2 separate regions of the Mus musculus genome follow, and region 2 is linked to region 1. The links are chromatin loops, found by intact Hi-C in ENCODE. Cell type or tissue: gastrocnemius. All regions are shown on one strand.

Evidence for each region. Hi-C counts contacts between places; a loop is a spot of excess contacts. Peaks named below come from ENCODE experiments on the same cell type or tissue, not always from the same donor. Only the 100,000 strongest peaks of a DNase experiment are listed, where the experiment ranks them.
Region 2: it touches region 1 in a loop (2.5-fold over the local background); 25 of 42 quality-filtered maps call a loop at or near these places.

What each region holds. Positions count from the first base shown.
Region 1 is chr10:53,793,569-53,798,568 of GRCm38, reverse strand. No RefSeq gene overlaps it. Among named protein-coding and RNA genes, the nearest start is that of Fam184a, 45 kb to the right of the region's middle. In gastrocnemius, a CTCF peak has its summit at 2,420 (motif pointing right); a DNase peak (open chromatin) is centred at 2,440.
Region 2 is chr10:53,627,082-53,632,081 of GRCm38, reverse strand. Mcm9 (minichromosome maintenance 9 homologous recombination repair factor) reads left to right here and starts at 2,125. Exons shown (of 13, transcript NM_027830.3): 1 at 2,125-2,358. In gastrocnemius, a CTCF peak has its summit at 2,688; DNase peaks (open chromatin) are centred at 2,001, 2,602 and 4,927; H3K4me3 peaks cover 1,714 bases; H3K27ac peaks cover 1,289 bases.

The DNA of each region.
Region 1 (5,000 bases):
ATGTGTTGCTACTGTTCTATGCAGAAACATCCATTATGTCACACAGGCAAGTCTTCTATGGATGCCCTGGAGTCTGTGTCCACCACTTTAGTTTCTACTCTTCCCTTATGTTTTCTTTTTTTCCAACTACTATGAGAAAGGACTTTCTAAAGTACTAAAATTCAGTTTCTCCTTCGAGTGACACTTGTCATCTGGATCCATCCGAAAGTTGGTGACACACTGCAGCTGCCAACACCCACCTAGCCTACCCGATCACAATGCCGGAGCGAAAGCCAATTAAAGTTTAAATTGAACATAGGAAAAGAGAAAGGACTGCTTTACTTGAAAACCCATTAAATTCTCAATGGCCAGAAAACTAAAAATATCACCTCCGGATTGCTCCTAAGAGGATTTGAACATATCTAGATAGAAGTCATTACCCACAAGGTGTTCAACTTGAAAGCAGATCATCCAGCAACTCTGCGTGATCGACCATTTCACAGACACAGACAGTCGTTGTCTGCTTTCTTTCCAAAATAAATAAAATGCATAGATCATAAAGTCTTAAACAGTTAAGATAATGTATCCATATAAACGACCTTGTTATTCACTGTCTTCTAAAACTACTTAGAGACCGTGGAAATGATTTCTTAAAGAATTTCTCCAGGGTTGTTAGACAATCCAAAAACTATTTCTTGGGATGAAAATATTCAGCTCTGTCTACCAAGAAATTGCTTTTATAGAGAGAAATGTGAGTTGCCCAAATTGCCCTTATTTGCCTGTTTCCTACAGCTGCAAGTGTTATGTGCTTCTTTTGTAGCTCATTAAATTCTTGTATCTTTAATACTGCCCAAAAAATTTGCCATAGAAATTTAGACATGACAATCTGGTCACCCAAGGCAAGGAACTGACTCTTTTGGGAGTTGGGAAACCCAGAAGAAATAGCTCCAATTCATTAGTGTGTGATAATCTGAGAGTACAGCCAGCTTCTGTGCTCTACAGAATCAACTTACTTCCTTGGAAATTCAGTGTGAAATACATTTCCACTGAGGTAAACATACATGCCACAAGATTTACCATGTTGGCCATTGTTAACTATAGGGGAGGTTCTGATGCTAAAGTACTGTTCCCAATTGGTTTTTGATCTGTCAGTAAAAAAAAGTCATGGGGCAATTGCTGGGCAAAAGGAATAGGCAGGACTTCCAGGTCCCTGGAGCTAAGCAGAGAGATGCAAAGAGAGGAGAGGAGAGTTCACCAGGCTTCTGGTGGAGAAAAGTTGACCAGCCATGTGAGATCTTGAAACAGAGTGGTCACACGGGCTTCTCCTACAAGCAGGTGGTCAAGGAAGTTTAGCAACAAAGTTTAGGGAAAGTGGGAAGTTCAGAGTAAAGAGTATTGATAAGAGCATGCTTTTCCAGTGGGAAGATAGTAGGGCCTAACAATTGTGTCAAAAAGGCAAGTTGAAGATGAGCAACCTGTGTGTGTGTGTCTTTTATCTGTGTATTCAAGGGACACTGGATGCAGGCTGGTCTCATGGCCTATTTCCAGAACTAAGGCGGGGTAGTGAAAAGCTACATGAGACTGTTAACTGTCTGGTTCTAGGACCCTAGGTACTGTTGTGGTGTTACCATTGTCAACCTTCTCCAGATTTTCATCATCTTCTCCCAGAGAAACTCTGTAGAATTCAATGTTAATTCTCCATACCCTACCCACTGTCCTCTCCTATCCCCCGATGATCACCATTCTACTTCCTGCCCTCTGAATATGAATGTTACAGGAACCTCACAGAAGAGGACTCCTACAATATTTGTCCTTTTGTGACCAGTGTATTGCACTTGGCATGGTGCCTTCCCAATTATCTAACTGTTGTGTATGTCAAAACATCATTTTTAAAGGTTTAATAGCTCCCTATTGTATGTCTACACTATGAGTATATATCCAAGTATCAGTGGATACTTCGGTAGCCTCCACATTTGGATTGGTGAACATGATGCTGCTCTGAGTGTGGACTTAGAAATAGAGAACTCAACTTCAAGCAAGTGAAAGGGGGAGGCTAGAGAAATTACTCAGCAGTTAAAAGGACTTGCTATGCAATCATGGGGACTACAGTGCAGATCCCAGTACCCAAATAACAAACCAGAGATCACACACACACACACACACACATACACACACACACACCACTCTGAGGCAGATAGGAGAAAAATCACACAGGAAGATAACAAACACCGCCTGGCCTTTATACAAGCCCAGGCACATGCATCCTCTCCCATGCTTATACAGACATGTGTACCTATACTTATATATGTGAGAATAAATAAATAAGTAAATGTTCTTTATAAAGATCATGAAGGTATCAATTGTGAACACTCAAAGCATTCTTCCTTTCCATTCCTAGGTCGTTTTGCTTCTTACAGCCAATGTCCAGAGTAATATGAAGTTTAAGCTGCAGGTGGCAGCAAATATCCAAATCCTGGGCAAAGGAATTGATGGGCTTCTTTGGTGTTTTTTTGGTTTTTGTTTTGGGGTGTGTGTGTGTGTGTGTGTGTGTTGTTTTGTTTTGTTTTTGCTTTTGTCTGTTTGTTTGTTTCCTTTTGTCTTTTAAACTGCTTGATTCTGCCTCCTCAGGGTTGAGTCATTGTTCAATTTCATTCTCCAGCTTTCCACTGTAATATAGTGGTTTATTCATTTCTCCCAAATGTTCAGGTAGTTAAATTGTATCCCTATTGTGAGGTATTTAAAGGGATGAAGAACCCCCCCCTCCCCAGTGACGGTTTAGAGGCAGGTGTTTGGGGATGATTAGCATAAGCTAAGGTCATTGGGTGGAAGCCCTGTGACCAATTACTGATATTATACAAGGGATAGGAGCCCTGAAGACATGTTCCTGCTGTTTGTCATGTGAAGAATTACACTTGCTTTTTAACTCTTCACAACCTTAGAATATCACCAGATAATGGCTGTTTGGTTTGGGGTCTCCAGTCTAGGAGTCTGTTGTTGTTGTTGTTGTTGTTGTTCTTGTTGTTCTTGTTGTTGTTGTTTCTTTTGTTAGTTCTTGTTTGTTTTAAGACTGGATTTCACATGTACAATGTAGCTCAAACTAGCCTGGAGCTCAGGCCTTTTGTGCCTTGGTTTTCTGAGTATAGGAGTCACAGGCATGTGCCAGCATGCCTCTCTCTAAGATCTTGGCTCATTAAAGCAGATCCAGTGTGTGGTGTGTTATTAGCATCAGAAAGACAACTAATGTTACCTCCTCAATGTAAGGGATGCCTATACCTGAAATATTTATTTGGGCTAAATCTTTTGAGCTTTAAAAGACAGTAAATCAGAGTGGAGTCTGAGTGCTTAGAGTTAAACTCGGACTTTTCTCAACTATGTTAAAATTTCTCAGGCAGCTTCAGGGTTTTGATCCTGCCACCTCTTAGGACTCCGAAAGTAAGTGTTCATGACTTATGCAGCTTTGCTTCTGTGTGGCAGACCCTACCTGTGTTCTCACCTCTTTCCCTCCTAAAAAAAAAAGGCCCAATTACTGAGCCACAGTGCACCCAACTCAAATTAACCGAATTTTTTCATCTGCCTTCCAGCCCTGACCACATGACCCAATTCTGCTCTTAAAATGAAAGCTCAAGTGTGAAGGAAATAAAATTGTATTTGATGAGTGAGCTGATTTCTTCATGTTTTATTTGCTCTCTACCGAAAACTTAGATGACCAAAGCAGGGGACATCTATATTTAAGCCAGGGAATACTAGGAATATTAAAAATCACTTATCTACCATTGCAAAGAAGCATGGAGCAATAATAGCCATATGAATTGCACACCTTCACCCCTGGACCTCACTTCTAGCTGGGATACTTACTCCTGAGTAGAACTTTCTATTTCCTGTTCCATGAGAAAATTACATTACCTATATTTAGGTTAGATGACTCAGAATCCAAGATTTAAGTGCAAAGAACATCTCTGAGATGTGTAGCCAAATGGAAATTGTGTTTAAAGAAAGAACCAACAAATATCCTCGAACTGAGAATGGTACATAAAACAACGTAAAACTGTATGTTTTTTAAAATCAGACACGAGTCTATAAATACAAAAGCAGACAGTATATGTACAATACTTAAAGTAATAAGTTAGGAGAGTTTTAGAAAATGGAGAAATAACATTTAGAAGTGGTGTAAGCAGAATAGGATGGACTTATTGTTTTACTTATTACTTATAGATTATTTATTATAGGTGTGTGTGTGTGTGTGTGTGTGTGTGTGTGTGTGAACTTATGTGCACCATGAGAGGATGAATTTTTTAGACAATAAAAGTAGATCTACAGTTCCTAAGGTATCTTATAAAAATCTCCATGAATAAAGAAGACCCTATTCGTCCACCTTCTAGTCACTCACCTTGAGGGACTAATTGAAGATCAACCCCAATGCTGGAAAAAATAAACCTCTTGCTTTTGCATCTTGATGTCTTACTCAGGGGCATCCCAAAGTGAGTACAAAGGGTGTCAAAGGGGCTTACATTTGGGAGCTTTGTCCAGGATTCAGAGAGATCTGCTGCCTCCCCCCACCCCAAAAAAAAGCAAAAAAACAAAAAACAACCACTGACTAGATTGACTGGAGGGAAAAAGACCGAGCTTGGCAAGAGTTGGGAGGACTCTGCTCCTTTGGGAAACAGTATCAGAAGGAGCCTACCGAGTCTTGCTATATCCTGGTTTCTGCTCTCATGGCAGGGGCAAACTGTCACTGTGTTGATTGTCTTTATTCAAAGGTTTTGGATTCGTGTATCATCAGAATCAAAATGACAAGACACAGTATAGGCAGGAGCCAACCAAGTCTTGCTATAATCCAGTTTCTGTGCCCATGGCAGGGGCAAACTGTCTCTGTGTTGTCTTTCTCTGTGTTCTTGGACTTGGACTGGTGTAATTTTTGGACATGGGACAGACTGAATCTACCCTCTTAAACATCCTAGTTAACCACTGGAGGAAAGTTAGGGAAAAGGATTAAACTTGTCAGTAGTAGTAAGAAAGGGAAA
Region 2 (5,000 bases), 170 kb after region 1:
TACCACAGAAAGTCCCATGCAAAAGCCATGGGGTATGGCTCAGTGTCAAGAGTACTTGGTGAACCTGAGTTCAAGCCTATGACTCCTTACAGGTTGTTCTCTGACTTGCCTAAGTTTGAATCCCAGGATCCACCACAATAAATAAATAAATAAATAAATAAATAAATAAATAAATAAATAAATAAATAAAATTCTATACTTTTTAAAAATGTATCACTCCAAGTCATTTTTAAAACCTCTTACCTACTTTTATGAGGATGGATAGGAGAGAGTGGTGACTGGGATGAGAAGTAAAGGTCTTCTGTGGGTCCTAAAACCCCTCTTCTCTCCAAGATGGAATGTTCACAACTCAGTTGTCATTACCATAGACCTGGCTATCAGTTTTATTGCCCGGCTCACTATAGGCCATGGTCTTCTGCAAGCTAATAGCTCTCTCTCTCTCTCTCCCTCTCTCTCTCTCTCTCTCTCTCTCTCTCTCTCTCTCTCTCGTGTGTGTGTGTGTGTGTGTGTGTGTGTATACACCTGTGTAAAGGCTATACTACAAGACTTAAGAGTGCTCTATTAGCCATTTATGGTGGTTCACACCCATAATCTTAAGAAGCAGAAGGACCGCAGACTGGAGGCTATTGTGAGCTACCTAACAAGACTGTGTCTCAAAAAAAATTTAATACTTCTACTCATTGTAGAGTCAAAAACGCAACCCTTACCTCAAAAGGAGAGAACAGTTTATCCTGGAACAAACTATGAGTGGCTATGGTCCAGTTTCTCCCCTTCCGTGGTCCAATGTACTAATAGTGCTCCAATGTGTGAAGTTTTTATAGGGACATAAAATCATTAAGATTGAACCAATGTATCATACAGGTGTACTGCTTAATTTCAAATGTCAACTTGCCTTAACCAAGAATTACCTCAGAAAAGAGATTTTTTTTTTTTTTGCTTGTTTGTTTTGTTTTGTTGAAATGTATCTGGCTGTCCTGGAACTCACTTTGTAGATCAGGCTGGCCTTAAACTCACTGAGATCAACCTGCCAGAATTAAAGGCCTTTGCCACCATGCCTAGCTGAGAAGGGAGTCTGAATTAAGGAACTGCCTGTATCAGATTGACCAGTAGGAATGTCTTTGAGACATTGTATCCTTAACTGATGTAAAAAGAGGGCCTGGCCCTAGGAAGTAACACCCTTAGGCTCTAATGTAGAAAGTCTTCAGGAACAATTTGAAGTTCAGAAAAACACTTATTAGTTGAGCTAGGGACATTTTGAGATCAGGGAACATGAACGGTGGCAGCACGTGCTGACATGACTCTCTTGCTGAAGCTGAGTTGGGGTCAAGATAATGAATTTCTTTTTTGTTTTTGTTTTTTCGAGACAGGGTTTCTCTGTGTAGCCCTGGCTGTCCTGGAACTCACTCTGTAGACCAGGCTGGCCTCGAACTCAGAAATCTGCCTGCCTCTGCCTCCCAAGTGCTGGGATTAAAGGCGTGCACCACCACGCCCGGCCAGATAATGAATTTTTTATATCCAATTTTGCCCTCAGCTGCCTGATTTGATTTAATAAAAATTGCTGATAGGTAGATGTGCAGTCAGAGGATTTAAAGTAGAAGTGACTTCACAAAACCGTAACACCACTTATAAAATTTAGCTCGAAATGGATCAGAGAACTACACGAAATGGAAAATATTGTGACGTGGAAGTAGGCAGATTCCTTAAATACATCGCCAACCCAAAAAAAAAAAAAAAACAAAAACAAAAAAAAAACAACAAAATCACTTGTGTTCTAAGATATCTGAAGGTGCAAACCAAAGTCGAGTCCCAGATCGCCCACATCCCGCCCTAATACGTCACCAGGGTTCCCCTTCTCTCCGCCCTAGTCTCCACCCCGCGTTCGCCCATCACCAATCCGCGGAATTCCTGCCAGCCTGAATTATCCACTTCACCCTAAACCCGCCCTCGAAGCCGGTGTCCCGCTCAAACCCCGCCCCATGCCTCCGAGACCCGCCCCTCAGACGTCTTGTCCGGCCCAAACCCCGCCTCCAGCTCCCCGAGTCCCGCCTCTCTCCCTGCTCCCGCCTCCCGCTCGCAGACTCCAGCGTCCGTCCTGGCGCGCGCCCGCCTGCGTCCGCACCCGGAAGAAGCCCCAGCGGCCGGAAAGTTGAGGCAGTGCGCGGCTCGGGGTCCGCGGGAAGCTCAAGTCCTTCAGAGGCCGAGCGAGAGCAGCGCGAAGAAGCCTGCGCGCCCCCGCGCAAGGCGGCCCCCTCGAGCGGCCGCGCGCACGCCCCGCCCCCTCCAACGCCGCGCGGGTCGGGCTGGGGCGACCACGGCCGCAGCGCGGTCCCGGCGACCAAGACAGTGCGTGTTGAGCCCGTAAGTGACCACCGCAGCGTGAGGTCCCGGGGGATCGTTTCCCTCCCGTGGTTAGCGTCAGGTCTCGTCCGCATCCTTTAATTTCTAAACTCCCCGCAGGGCTGGGAGGCCACAGCCAACCACCTGTGGATTAGAAGCGAATTTCCAAATGCTTTCCAAAGCATCCCTCCGCTAGGCTCTCGCTCGCCAGGCGGCCTGGAGGCGCGCAATGAGCGCGCACCCGCGAATGGCGCGCAACGCGGGATTGAGACGCGCGGGGCGTGGCCACAGCTCCCGAGGGGCGGGGCTACGCGAGCCTAGGTGAGGGACAAGGCTCTATCCCCAAACTGCTCTTTTTGGCGCCACCTTGCAGTGGATAGTATGAAATAAAGCAAAGCCATTTTATTTGTTTGGATGCCAGAGGCAAGAGGAGAGAGAATTTGATAGTTGTACAACCATCGTCCCCCCTCCCCTAGACAGTAAATGGCTTAAGTTTGTAACGGGATGCCTGAGTTTATAGGTTGATAAACTTGTCTAATTGCACGGATGTTGGAAAAAAAAAAAAAGAAGAAGAAAGCTGTGTTTAAAAAATATCGGTCTGTTTAACACTGTAATTTACCGGTTTAACTAGGCAAACATTTAACCTGCCCCTGTTAGGAACTTAAAATTCTTTGCCCGCCCTCTTTCTGCGCTGTTGGAGTTGGGTATGTTGTTAATTGTTGTTTCGGATTTCTGCTCTACATTCACTTTGTATTTGTAAAATCGTAAAGATATTCCTTTGGTCACTCTTGAGGGTAGTGCTGTGATTTTTTTTTCCCAGCTAAGATCCACATCATGAAATACTATGATCCCTTTCCCAAATAATCTCTTTTTTTACTCTTGGCTGATTGATTATGCTATTACCTAACCAAAACCAAGTCGCTTAGTATTTTAGTGTTGGCTTACTTTGACTGATTCTCTGAAAAATACTCTCTTAATCTCATACCAGCCTCCTGTACTTGTCAGTGTTCTTGGCTTAAGTGTGATGCAACTTTATACTTTATACCTCCCAGCTGAGCAGGTGTTCAGAGAGGGCAGAATCAGTAGCCAGTGTGATCCACCTCAGGGATGCCAAACTGAACTTTAACTGAACTATATCTAGTCTTCTTTAGTCATAGTATTTATAGAGGATGATATATGTTACATAAATAAAATAAGTCCAATATAAACCACACCTTTGCTAAGGTGCTTAGAGCTAGTATGGAATCTCCAGGGCAGTTCATGGTTTCTTCTCTGGTACTTGTCAGCTCATTTAAATTGAAAATCAATCAATCAATCTCTGTGTGTGTGTGTGTGTGTGTGTGTGTGTGCGCGCGCGCACACGTGTGTGTGTGTGTGTGTGTGCGCGCGCACGTGCACACGTGCACCTGAATGTTCTGTGCAGCACATGTGTTGCCATCAGAGTCCAGGGGCATCAGATCCCCTGGAACTAGAGTTACGTGCAACTGTGAGCCCTTCCTATCATGGTGATGGGATCCAAATCCAGGTCCCCTAGAAGAGCAGCACGTGCTCTCAGCCTGTGCTGTCTGTCCAGAACCACCTTCTCACTCTTACTCACGTTACCTTCTTAGTCCTTCTGGAATGGTTTGCTTTAGATCGTCACTTGGGTCTCCGAGGGCCTGGTACCTTTTACTGTGCTTTTTCTTTCATTTGTGAGGATACTGGCTTGTGCATGGTAGACATTAGGAAGTGCATATAGAATCAGGTGTAGGATTTGTGATATGACAGTACATATGAACATGAGATAGGCTCCCTATGTTTGTAAATACACATTTGAGAAAGAAAGACTTGCTCAGAGAGTCAAATAGGTGAAGTAGAGTATATATAATATTTCTTTGCAGTCTTATTGTCCGAAACGTAATGCTCCCATCTTTTTTTGCCTAGCTTTTCTCCACCTGTAACAACTGCTCTTGTTGAAGCCCGTCATTCCCCTATGCTAACAAGAGAAAGCAGGAAACAAACTTACTACAGTGTATAATCCTAAATCAAGTCACTAGTCATGTTAGAACTATCAATCTGATTAACGGTATGCTTTGTTTATGAAGCTGTGTGTGTGTGTGTGTGTGTGTGTGTGTGTGTGTGTGTGTGTGTGTGATGATACATGACTGTAATCCCAGCACTTGGAAAACAGAGGCAGGAGAATTACTGCAAACTCAAATCCAGCCTGGGCTACATAATAAGTTCTAAGTTAGCCTGCCCAGCAGAGATGGCCTCAAAAAAATCCACTAAAGGCAGGGATGAGGGAGGGGAGGCCCAGAACTTCCTCCAGATTGCATATTAATTATAATATGTTAATAAAGGGCTAGCAAGGAGAAAGATTGGGGAAAACATGAGGAATACTTTGTGCTGTTTAATACGTTGCACTAGCAACCAATTTCACGAATTAACATTAACTTCACTATTTTTCTGTTTGTTTTTAAGAAAACACTTTTACAGTCAGGGTCTGTAATAAGCTTGTATACATTAAGTCATGAATTCCCAGGGAACAGGGACCACCAGCACAGGCTCCCTGCCAGACCTCACACAGCATGCTTCTCTGCGTGCGTGCCTGCAATGGGCTGGTGCTCACCCTGAATGGCTCTCTCAATGGCCCCCTGGCTCTTCGAGTGCTCGGGATCTTCAGA